Linked DNA regions of Homo sapiens: region 2 is linked to region 1. A link is an interaction called in ENCODE POLR2A ChIA-PET data of the cell type or tissue named here. Cell type or tissue: PC-9. All regions are shown on one strand. Each heading gives the region's core, and the rest is flanking DNA. Links, peaks and the distances in the headings are about the cores only. Region 1 overlaps PCNX2 (pecanex 2). Region 2 overlaps PCNX2 (pecanex 2).

Region 1 (5,379 bases), core at 60-5,059:
GGAAAGCTATCTTTTCAGAAGCCTATAGAACACAGTCTAAATTCTGATGAGCAATAACTAAGTTAAGCTGCCTGTGTACCCCCAGGACCTCTGGCTCTCCACACATTCTCTAAGAGGGTGGACTGTCAGCCACACTGGGTAATTTGAGTTTTCTCCAGTGCTTTCCTCCTGTAAATTTGGTGCTTACCCCTCAAAGGTGCTAATTAGCTCAGTAATTGGATTTCTGCCTTAACTGTCCAATCAAATGAACATCAGCTCTGTAGCTCAAAGAGGAAACAGGGCTTATAGCTCACTCCCCAATCTCAGTGGGAACATGCAATCCTGGTACACATTAGGCATGCGTCTGCATGCATGGTCTTCCTAGCACTTGCCTGACAAAGTCACTGTGCATTGCTGGCTAATGCTGTCCTGAGCACTACAGAACAAGAGTCGTATAACAGGACTCTCCAGAGAAGCGGACTTACTGAGAAGCACCCCTCTTTTATGTTAATACAAAATGCAGAGAGCAGAGCTGGCTTCTTCCCTTCAAACTTGGCCTTTCCACCCCATGGCCAGTCTCTCTAAGTCAAGCACCTTCTCTCTCAGTTTCATCTGAACAACTTAAATAATTTAAAAGTAATTTTCTATATTGATAATGCTTCAAATTCCCCTTTGTCAGTACACACAGTCTATGGTAAAAGTTGTCTTATTTTTTGGTGAGGAAATACTGCTGGCCGGAGTGAGAAGTTTGGTGGGGGTCTGTTCATATAGCAAATCCAAGACAGAGTTAAAAATAGACTGTAATTCTATTCATAGGCAGACCAACCTTAAAGAAATCTGGACAATGAAAAGGCAGCCAGAGTTTAAATACAGGGGTACTGTCTCCTTTAAAATTGATTATATGCACAAGGTACAGCTAGGTTTGTTTTTCTGCCCTTAATTGCTGCTGCTACTAACAATCGTATTAGCTCTTGCAAAGTCAATGGCACTCTGCTGTCACCACGCAGCTCAGAATGATTTGGCACGAGACATTTCCTGAGGACATACTGCTGTACACCCATCAGGGTGAGCACTGCCTCGGATCAGCGCCTTCAGGTGACCTCCAGCCTTACTGGGCCTGGGTTTTGACTTTTCATACATTTGCCCTCCAAGACCACAAACAGCTCAGTTTGGCTGTTTCTTTTTTCAGGTTTGGCAGATGGTCTTGAATAAAAATGGTTATGAGTGCTGGGTGCTTTCCTTCTACTGGATTTTGATCTGAATTTTCAGTACTTTGAAGGTTTTGAGCAACCAACAACTTTGAGTTTAAAGAAAGTTTTGTTGGTTTTTTTCTTTATATTTATTTTTGTTGTTATTGTTTTGTATTTGTTTTTGTTTTTTTTGAGACAGAGTCTTACTCTGTCGCCCAGGCTGGAGTGCAGTGGTGCGATCTTGGCTCACTGCAACCTCCGCCTCCTGGGTTCAAGCGATTCCCCTGCCTCAGCCTCCCGAGTAGCTGGGATCACAGGCATGCACCACTACGCCCAGCTAATTTTTGTATTTTTAGTAGAGATGGGGTTTCACCATGTTGGCCAGGCTGGTCTCAAACTCCTGACCTCAGGTGATCCACCTGCCTCGGCCTCCCAAAGTGCTGGGATTACAGGCATGAGCCACTGCGCCTAGCCCCTTTCTTTGTATTTTACCCAGTTTTCTTTAGCTGCCCTCACTGGGGAAAATTGGTTGTAAACACCTAGCATGTCATTACTAGAAATTGAACTACTATTGTAGTTTGTAAGAACTATGAAAGTGAGCTCCTTTTTAATTGCCTAATATATAATCAGTGTTTCTTCATATCCCATGGGCACCTGAAAAGGTTTTTTTCATTTTCTATATGTATATGTGTTTGTGCATGTGTGTATATATTCTGTAGTATATATTGAAGTTACATTATGTTATTTATTTCTTCTATATGCTTATCTAATTTTTGATCACTTGATGGGTCATGAACTAAGAAAAGTGAGTCACATTTTCTACCACTACTGTGTTTCTATTTTTTAAATAAAATTTCTTTTTTTCCATATAAGTTTTGCTACGTGACTTAATGCATTGATATTCATAGCTTATATTTTCATTGTGAATTTTAGTCTTTGGCATTATAAAATGTTTTTAATCCTAATGGCTTTTGCCCCAAATACATCTGTGTTCAATATTAAGCCACAACAGTAGCTTTAATTTGTTTGCACTTGCCTAATGCTTTCACTTATTCTTTGATTTTCAGCTGTTCCAAGTCACCATATTTAAGGTATGTCTTTTCGCTGGGTGTCCAGGCAGATGTATTTGGTCATATTCCATCTTCATAGTTTATGTTATTATGCTAATTGTATTGTTTCTTTGATTTTTAAACACATTACACTATAGTCTGATTATAAAATTATAAAGACAATTCTACAGAATCAGAAATAATAAGGCAATACTATGAACAACTTTGTGCCAATAAATTTGAAAACATAAATGAAATAGGTAATCCCCTACAAAGCTGTAACATACTAAAAGTAACTCCAGAATAAAAACAAAAGAAGAGGCCGGGCACGGTGGCTCATGCCTGTAATCCCAGCAATTTGGGAGGCTGAGGTGGGTGGATCATTTGAGGTCAGGAGTTTCAAGACCAGCCTGGCCAACACAGTGAAACCCTGTCTCTACTAAAAATATGAAAATTAGCAGGGTGTGGTGGCACACCCTTGTAATCCCAGCTACTCGGAAGGTGGAGGCAGGAGAATCTCTTGAACCTGGGAGGCGAGGCTGCAGTGAGCCAAGATTGTACCACTGTACTCCAGCCTGGGAGACAGAGCAAGACTCTGTCTTCAACAACAACAACAACGAAGAAGAATAGCCCTGTAATTATTGAACAAATAGAATGAGTAGTTAAATAAATACCAAACATACAAAAATATACACATTTGATGAGAATGATTGTTTTAAAAAAGGGAAAAAAGGTAAAGGAGAAAGAGAGGCAGGGAGAGAGAATGAGAGTGGGGGAGAGAAAAGAGAGCTAATAAAAGTTAACCATACTGAAAAATAGGAGTACAACTACATATTACTCCATTGTTGCTGTATAGAATTCTTCTATTGGTCATACATACTGTTATTAATTAGTATCCATTCTTTCTGTTGCTTCTGAATACTTTAAAGATCTTTTTTGATATTAGTGCTGTGAAACCTCACTATTTTGTGTAGAAATGTGAATTTATTTTAGTTTATTATGGTCATGACTTAGATTCCTGAAATTGAGGATTCATGTCTTTCATCAATTTTGAAAATTTTCTATTATTTTCTCTTAAAACTGTGCTTCTCCCTATTTGTTTTATGCCTTCTTCCAGGAACTTCTAGACTTCTAGTTGACATCTTTCATTTTGTCCTCTAAGTCTCTTAACCTCCCTGGAATATTTCCCATTTCTTTATCTTTCTCTGCTGCATTCTGGCCAGTTTTCTTAGATTGACTGCTTTCTAGTTTAGCTGTGTTTAATTTACTATTTAACTTGTCTATTACAGTATACATTTTAATGACTATATGCATTTATTTTTATAAGCCATTTGTTCCAATTTGTCTTTTTTTTCATAACATCTTGGCCTTTTAGTTTTATTTCTTCTTATACAACTTTTTATTCTAAATATATATATGATTATTTCTTTACTTATCTTTAGTTTTGGAGAGTCGAAATCTGCTATTTATTTTATTTCCTGGTTCTTGTTCACAGTGAATATTTTTCTTTTGTATTGCGTAGTACTGGATTGAGAGCTCCTTTCCAGTCAGTTTTTATTGTGGAATTAGTTGAAGATATGTCATGTCCTTTAAGAATAATTTTACACTGGCTTCATCAGCAACTCTAGGGGTTTTACACACCAGTACCATTTTTGTGTTAACTTCTCAATGTGACAATTTCCAAATATGGGTAGTATCGTTTTGAACTCCAAGCCCGCATGTGACAAAAGATTAGTATTGTCCATTCACAATGGAGACTTGTCCCCACTCTTCCCTCTCTCTGACCAGTTGAGATTTCTTGTTCCTTCTCTGTGTTGGGTGTTTCACTTCTTCACTGATGGGGAAGACCTTCAGGGCTACAGCTTTATGTGGAAGTCTTAGTTGAAACTTTCTGCTTCTGTAGGACTAACGCTTCATCACCTAGCCTGGCATAGATTTTAAAATGTCAGTCCCTATGTTACTGAGACTCACAGCCCCGACCCACCACCCACCCCATTCTTCCCAGGCAGTGATAGTGGGTTTTGCTGTTTTCTGCTCCCTCTTTCTTTCTAGCCCTTGGGAATTTTCCAACTTTATTATTATGCTCAAACATGTATCTAGGAGGAATTTTACCATCTATCATTTTTTGATACTTTTAGCAGGTATAAAAGTTTTGAGATTATCTAGTCTGCTACATCTCTGGAACTGAAAACTTCTAAACCAGATTTTCATAAAGAAAAGATAATACAAGTTAGCCATACTGAAAAAATAGGAGTACAACCACATATTACTCCACTGTTGCTGTGTAGAAGTCTTCTACTGATCTTTGTGAATTTTAGTCTTAGTTATACAACTTTTCAAAGTAATTAATTATTAAGTTAAAAAACTAAAATTTTTTTTTCATTTTATGTTTATAAAGCTTGCTGAGTTTTATACCACTCTCTCCACAAGGATCTTATCATGACAGGGTCTGAATCAACATTTTTTCTCTCTGTTTACATTCCCTCAGTGCTTTTCTGGTTTCTTCTATTATCCTATAGATAAACTGTAAAATACACTCGGCAACCACACTGTGTTCAGCCTACCTCAAGGTGAAGTTTCTAAGATTCTGTGTAAACATACATGTGTGCTCACAGGCAGCCATATGGACATAATGAGGCAATTCTCTTACCTCCTAATGTTATTGTAAAAGTCTATTTCCTGAAAGTCTATTTGAGGCCTGCAATGAAAGAATACCCTATACAGAATACTGGTATCCAACATATTATGTTTTCATCATACCATATGAAACTGCAGTAGAGAAAGCTAAGCACGAATAAGAACAATGAATACATGCAGATTGGTTGTATTCTTCCGGAAATATGGAGTTGGTGTATTTTTCCTTATTCCTCTACTTGGTACAACGAAAACCCTGGATTTTACATGTTATAAAAACACCTTCTGAAAGGTAAAAGGAAAAAGTAGAGCATCTGGGCATCATGGGATCCAAGGAAAAACACTGTGGTGAGTTTCTCTGTTTTTATTTTTGCCTCACGTAGCCCAGAAACACCTACAGAAGCAAAAGAAAAAAAAAAAGCATCAACAAACCCCTGATCTGTCTAGCCTGAAAGTCAGGAAAGGCGCAGGCTAAAAAGACAGAAAATTGTAGGTCATAACCTCTCTGTAACAGCCAAATACCACAG
Region 2 (5,363 bases), core at 1-5,000, 74 kb before region 1:
GAGCCGGCTGCCCGAGAGCCTCTGGGCCAGCTCGTGCACTGAGGTGGACGTCTGGAGGAATGTTTGGCGGCTCTCTAAGATGGGGCCAGATGAGCTCAGCATGGGCGGCCTTTGGCTTAGCGCTGAGTGTGCCTGCACGGACTGGCTCCTGCCTTTCCTCCTGCCTTTAAAAGAAAGCAGAACACAGAGTTGTAGCGGGTGGGTCATGAACATCGATACCTGTGTGGTGCAGCAGGTGGCCTGCTCTGCCTGGGCCCAAGGACCCCTCCTCAGTGCACCACCTGCAAGGCTGGGACAAGAGCTGGAAGCCTGACCACTGCCTCACCCACTCCCTCCCGCCAAGTCCAGGTCCTGAGAACCAAAGGGCCGACTGAAGGGCACCCAAGGGTGGGGGCTGGGGTTGGGGGTACAGTGTGAGAAGCTGCAGCCAGGGTGACAGATCTGCTCAGTTTGCCAGGACATTCCTGGTTCTAGCACTGAAAAGTCCCACATGCCTGGAAGCTGCTTACTTCAGGCGAACCAGGACAATGCCAGCAGCAGAACTTGGGCTCATAAAGTAAACCCAAATATGATCCTGGCTCAGGACCTTGGTTCCCATGCTCATCCGATCAGCAGTGATAAAGGAAAACGTGCAGGGTTCTGTCATTTTTATTTGCCATGAAAAAAGAAGAAAGGGGAGGAGAGCTGAAAGCCCATGCCCTCGCCTCTTTTCCAGAATAGCTTTCCCTTACAGGCCCGCAACTACTGGCCAGGCCTGGGCCTTGCTTCCCATGCTCTTCTCAGCCAGCCCCTTTGCCCACTGCCTCGCCCCTCAGGGGCCCTGCCACCCCAGCCTTTGCTGAAACTTGTCTAGACAAGGCCATTTTTGACAAAAGGGACTGGACTACCCCCAAAGATGTGGTTGTGTCCATGCTGCTGGAAGCAGGATAACTTCATGGGGTCTTCTGTGCGTGATGGCCCTGTGCAGCCTGTGGTTCAGCTTTGCAGTCTAAGCAGTCTGAGGAAATGGGTGCTGGCTAGAACACCGGGTTGCTTAACTTGAGCATCCATGATCACTAGGGGCTAATTGCAAAATATCATTTTGATGGGAGCAGCTAGTGACATCATGGTTCTATGAACGGCATCATGGGCATATCCCTGCAGCTGCTACAATTAGGCATTAAATAAAGACAAACAAGGGGGCGGAGGCATGAGTATCAGAAAGGACGTCCTATGCATTGCCTTGTGTTCCACCTCACCCCAAATGCCCATTATTCATTATGCATCTGGTGATTGTGAAGCGGGCGTGGCTGCCTCCAGGAGAACCCAAGAACTGACACATCATGTGAGAGGCAATTCCTTAGGGATACACATTACGAAGGGGATTCCAGGGTTCCTTCCAGCCCCACCCCACCCCACCGTGGCCTAGGCTGAAGGGGCCTTTCTGCCTCCTGTTGACCACAGTGCCAGTTTGGATGCTGTGATGGTCGAGTGCCCATTTGCAGAGGGCACTGGTGCTCCCATCTCACTTTCTCCTGCCCGTGTGTTGACAGTAAGGAGCGCTCGCCCCACAGTGCTGGGGGCTTCCGCAGGACGGGGCTGCCCTCCCTGGGATGAGTGTGCTCAGCCCCTCGCATGGGGCCCACCCGCCTCTGCTGCAGGAGGGGTGCATTCGGGCCGGCCTGAAAGGTCCCGGCTGAGTAGTTGAATATATTCCTCTTACAGAGAAAAAGGAGAGGAGGAAAGGGACCCTGATGAATCAGAATGAAAAATAAGGAGGGCGATTTGTTAGTTTATTCAGTGTCTGGCAAGGCCGGACGTGTGTTTGTGATTTCTATCGTAAAGCTGATCACTGTCCAAAAATACTCCACATTTATCCACAAGTCAGTGATTGTGATGCTCAATAGAAGACCACCCATACTTGGTGGGGAACTTCCTAGAGAATTCCAGGAACAAGGGGACAAATAACCCACTGTGTGTCAAAGGGAAGTGGCCTGCTGTAGTCTGTGCAAGACAAGGACTCCCCCGCCACCCGATTTCATTGCTTCAGGTTTTCTCATTGCTCTTTTTTTTTTTTAATTAATTTTGCAAATGGAACAGCACTAAGGAAGCAAACCATGCTAAATGCATTTGTGCTACTCAAGATCATTATTTTACAATTTAACTTATTTTGCAAATAACTCTATTACCAAGTTATGAATGTTTCTAGGGAAAACCTTTTTAGAACCTGAATGGAAATACCTTACATATAAATCACCCTCCTTGGTTTATTATCGTGGCACTTAATTCCTTTGTCTTTGATGTTATCTGAACAATCGTGGTGTAGCTCCTTAGTAATATGAGAACACAGCCTCCCTCTCCAATCTGGGATTCGGATTAGTTATGAATTCCTAACTGCTCACCAGTAAGTAGGTCACCAGCCTCCACTGCTAGGCCAACTCCCCTTCCAGCTGTGACATATGCTTTTTACCCCAGCAAGACGTTTGCAGGTTGTCAGGACCTAGATGAGGCTGGCGTAGTGAGCGCCTGGCAGCTGGGTGCAAAGTGCTGTGTGCACCAGCAGCAGCAGATGCACAGCGTGGCTGGCCTGGGGAGAGGAGTTCTGTCTGTGAGGTCTCAGGCAGGAGGGACCCCAGTCCGCTCAGCCTCTAGCAAGGGCTCAGGATTGGGATACCTGACCAGAATTGAGGCAAGGACCAACGAAGGGTGGGGGCAGTTGGGTCCCCAGTTATGTGAGTTGAGTCTTGGTGACTTGGTGAGTAAAACAAGACCCTTGTTAGAATTTGTTTCAAATTCGCCCTTCAAAACTGCTCACTCGGCCGGGCACGGTGGCTCACGCCTGTAATCCCAGCACTTTGGGAGGCCGAGGCAGGCAGATCACGAGGTCAGGAGATCGAGACCATCCTGGCTAACACGGTGAAACCCCATCTCTACTAAAAATACAAAGAATTAGCCAGGCGTGGTGGCGGGCACCTGTAGTCCCAGCTACTCAGGAGGCTGAGGCAGGAGAATGGCGTGAACCCAGGAGGCGGAGCTTGCAGTGAGCCGAGATAGCGCCACTGCCGTCCGGCCTGGGTGAAAGAGTGAGACTCCGTCTCAAAAAAAAAAAAACTGCTCACTCTTTGCTACTTGGCTAAGGGTCTCTGTCATGCCCTTCCCAGAGAGGCAGGTCCTCCACTCTGAGAGGCCCCCAACCACCTCTCCAATGGCACTCAGCACACTGTGTTGTCACTGTCTGATGCACGGTCCTCTCCACTATGTGCCCTTTCTGCAGCAAAGGACCCCTGTATCACTTCTATGAGCTCAGCACCCAGTACACTAACATGTAAGTAAAGGATACACAGGACAAACCTGCAAAACTGACCAGATGCCAAAACGCTGATTAGAAATCCAGTGAGCTTCAGAAAGTTCGGGGTGGGTACAGTGTTTCTTAAACTTGGCCATTAGAAGCATTTCAAAAAATTAATCAATATCTTGACTAGAGGCTGAGACCCATAGGCAAGCGCCTGTAGATGGGCCCAAGGGGCTGCCACTGCAGACTGGAGGGCAAGCTAAAGGTTAGGAAAATAGGAAGGTGATTCCTCCATACTTCCAGGGTCAAGTCCAAAGATCTGGGATCAGGGAATGTTCTCCCCATAGCTGGAGACTGGCCTCTAACGCCCCTGCACTGGCCAAGCAGGTCTCTGGCTTCCTTTCTGGGAGCTGTGTGTCTCAACTCGGACGGGCATGGTTGTTTTACTTAACTAGAAGGAGGGTGAGAAGGAGGCCAGAGACTGAAATCAAATCCAGTTATCCTCACATCCCTGAAGGGAATGATGGCCTGCTGGGAATGGCAGGTAGGTGGTTTCCGCAAAGTGTCCCGGGCAGGGCCAGGCAGAGCCGCCCCTCCCGTTGTGGTAGCCTCCTTCTTGGGCTTGCTCTCCTTGGAACCTGGGCTACCTGCACACTGGGTCTCAGGTGCAGTGTCTTGAGGGGAATGAAAGCTCTGTGCTCCCGGTCGCAGTCAGTGCTAGAGAGCCTTCTGGATAGTTGAATCACATCTTGGAGGGATTCTGGCCGGGGGATTGGGGCACCAAGGTCATGATGGTACATTTCAGGAGAGCCAACAAGATCGGCAGCTCTTGGCTCCACTGCTCTTGGCTGTGACAGAACCTGCCTACAGCTGCAACTCTGAGACCCAAGGGCTTTGCACCCTCGCCCTCTAGGGAAGCTGTAGTGTAAGTGGCTGAGGCCAGGAGGGGTAACCATCCACTCATTCGTCCAACCTTTGTCTGCTGAGCCCAGATCATGCTTACCACCCAGCCCAGCACCTCAGAGGTTTCCCTTGGTGGCCCCTGCAGCCGTCTCTGTCCCCACAGGGCCAGGAAGCTGTGGAGACAGGAGCACGTCAACCAGCTCCCACCCACTCCTGCTTGGCCGTGTGCTGGGTTCCCAGGACTCCAGAACTCCCTGCCCCAAACTGGGGCCTGCACAGGCCTCTTCCCCAGGGTCGTCTCCCAGGGCGGACCTTGGGCCTACTTGCAGGCACGTGCACCCCCAGACGGGCATGTGAATGGGGAGGCTCCAGTGCATGCAGGCAGCCCCTCACCTGGCAGGATGTGGGGAGAGTGGGGAAGAGGGTGGTGTGGTCTTCACATGTGCTCCTGTCACAGGCTCTGCAGAAGTTAGGGCTGCCCACCTGAGCGTCCACCGTGGGCTGCACTGTCCTAGGTGCCGGGCAGTGAGCAGCTCATGGGAAATTCTGACCACAGACAAGGCACATGCATCAGGCAGGGATTGGAGGGGAGGAGAAAGTGGGGCAGGGGGACAGCAGTGCTGTATGGAAGGCTGGCCAGGGTCTCTTGGATAAGCTGGGATTTGATGGGAGGCTGTGTGAGTAAGCGAAGGAGCTGCAAGCCTGGGAGAGGGACACTGGGGACAGAGGAGGCAGCAGCTGAGGGGGCCCTGGAAAGGAGAATGCTTGACACTGTTGAGGGACAGCAAGAGACCGTGTGCTGGGGATGTGGGCTCATAAGAGAGGGCTGAGAGAAGGGAGAGAAGGCGTGAGAGAGAGAGCAGACCAGATGGGGGCCTGCGGGGGAGGGGTGCTCATGGGATGCGCGTGGGTGTTCCGGGCTGAATCATGTTCCCTCCCCAGACTCCTCTGTTGAAGCCCTAACCCCCAGGACCTCAGGGTGGGGCCTTACTTTGACACAGGGTCGTTGCAAATGTCATTAGTTAAGATGAGGTCATACTGGAGTAGGATGGGCCCTGAGTCCATGATGACCAGTGTCCTTATAAAAAGGGGACGTGTGGACACAGAGAAGTACAGGGAGAACATGATGTGAAGACCAAGCCAGAGCTCAGTGGTGCTTCTCGAGGCCGGGGGATGCCTAAGATGGCCG

What was found. Peaks named below come from ENCODE experiments on the same cell type or tissue, not always from the same donor. Only the 100,000 strongest peaks of a DNase experiment are listed, where the experiment ranks them.
Region 2: POLR2A ChIA-PET joins it to region 1 with 6 read pairs; 3 of 35 experiments call an interaction of 5 or more read pairs at or near these places.

What each region holds. Positions count from the first base shown.
Region 1 is chr1:233,060,416-233,065,794 of GRCh38, forward strand. All of the region lies in intron 23 of PCNX2 (pecanex 2), which reads right to left. Among named protein-coding and RNA genes, the nearest start is that of NTPCR, 110 kb to the left of the region's middle. In PC-9, for the core only: no CTCF peak of the experiment used is centred there; no DNase peak of the experiment used is centred there.
Region 2 is chr1:232,986,377-232,991,739 of GRCh38, forward strand. PCNX2 (pecanex 2) reads right to left here. Exons shown (of 34, transcript NM_014801.4): 33 at 1-164. Among named protein-coding and RNA genes, the nearest start is that of NTPCR, 38 kb to the left of the region's middle. In PC-9, for the core only: no CTCF peak of the experiment used is centred there; a DNase peak (open chromatin) is centred at 2,325.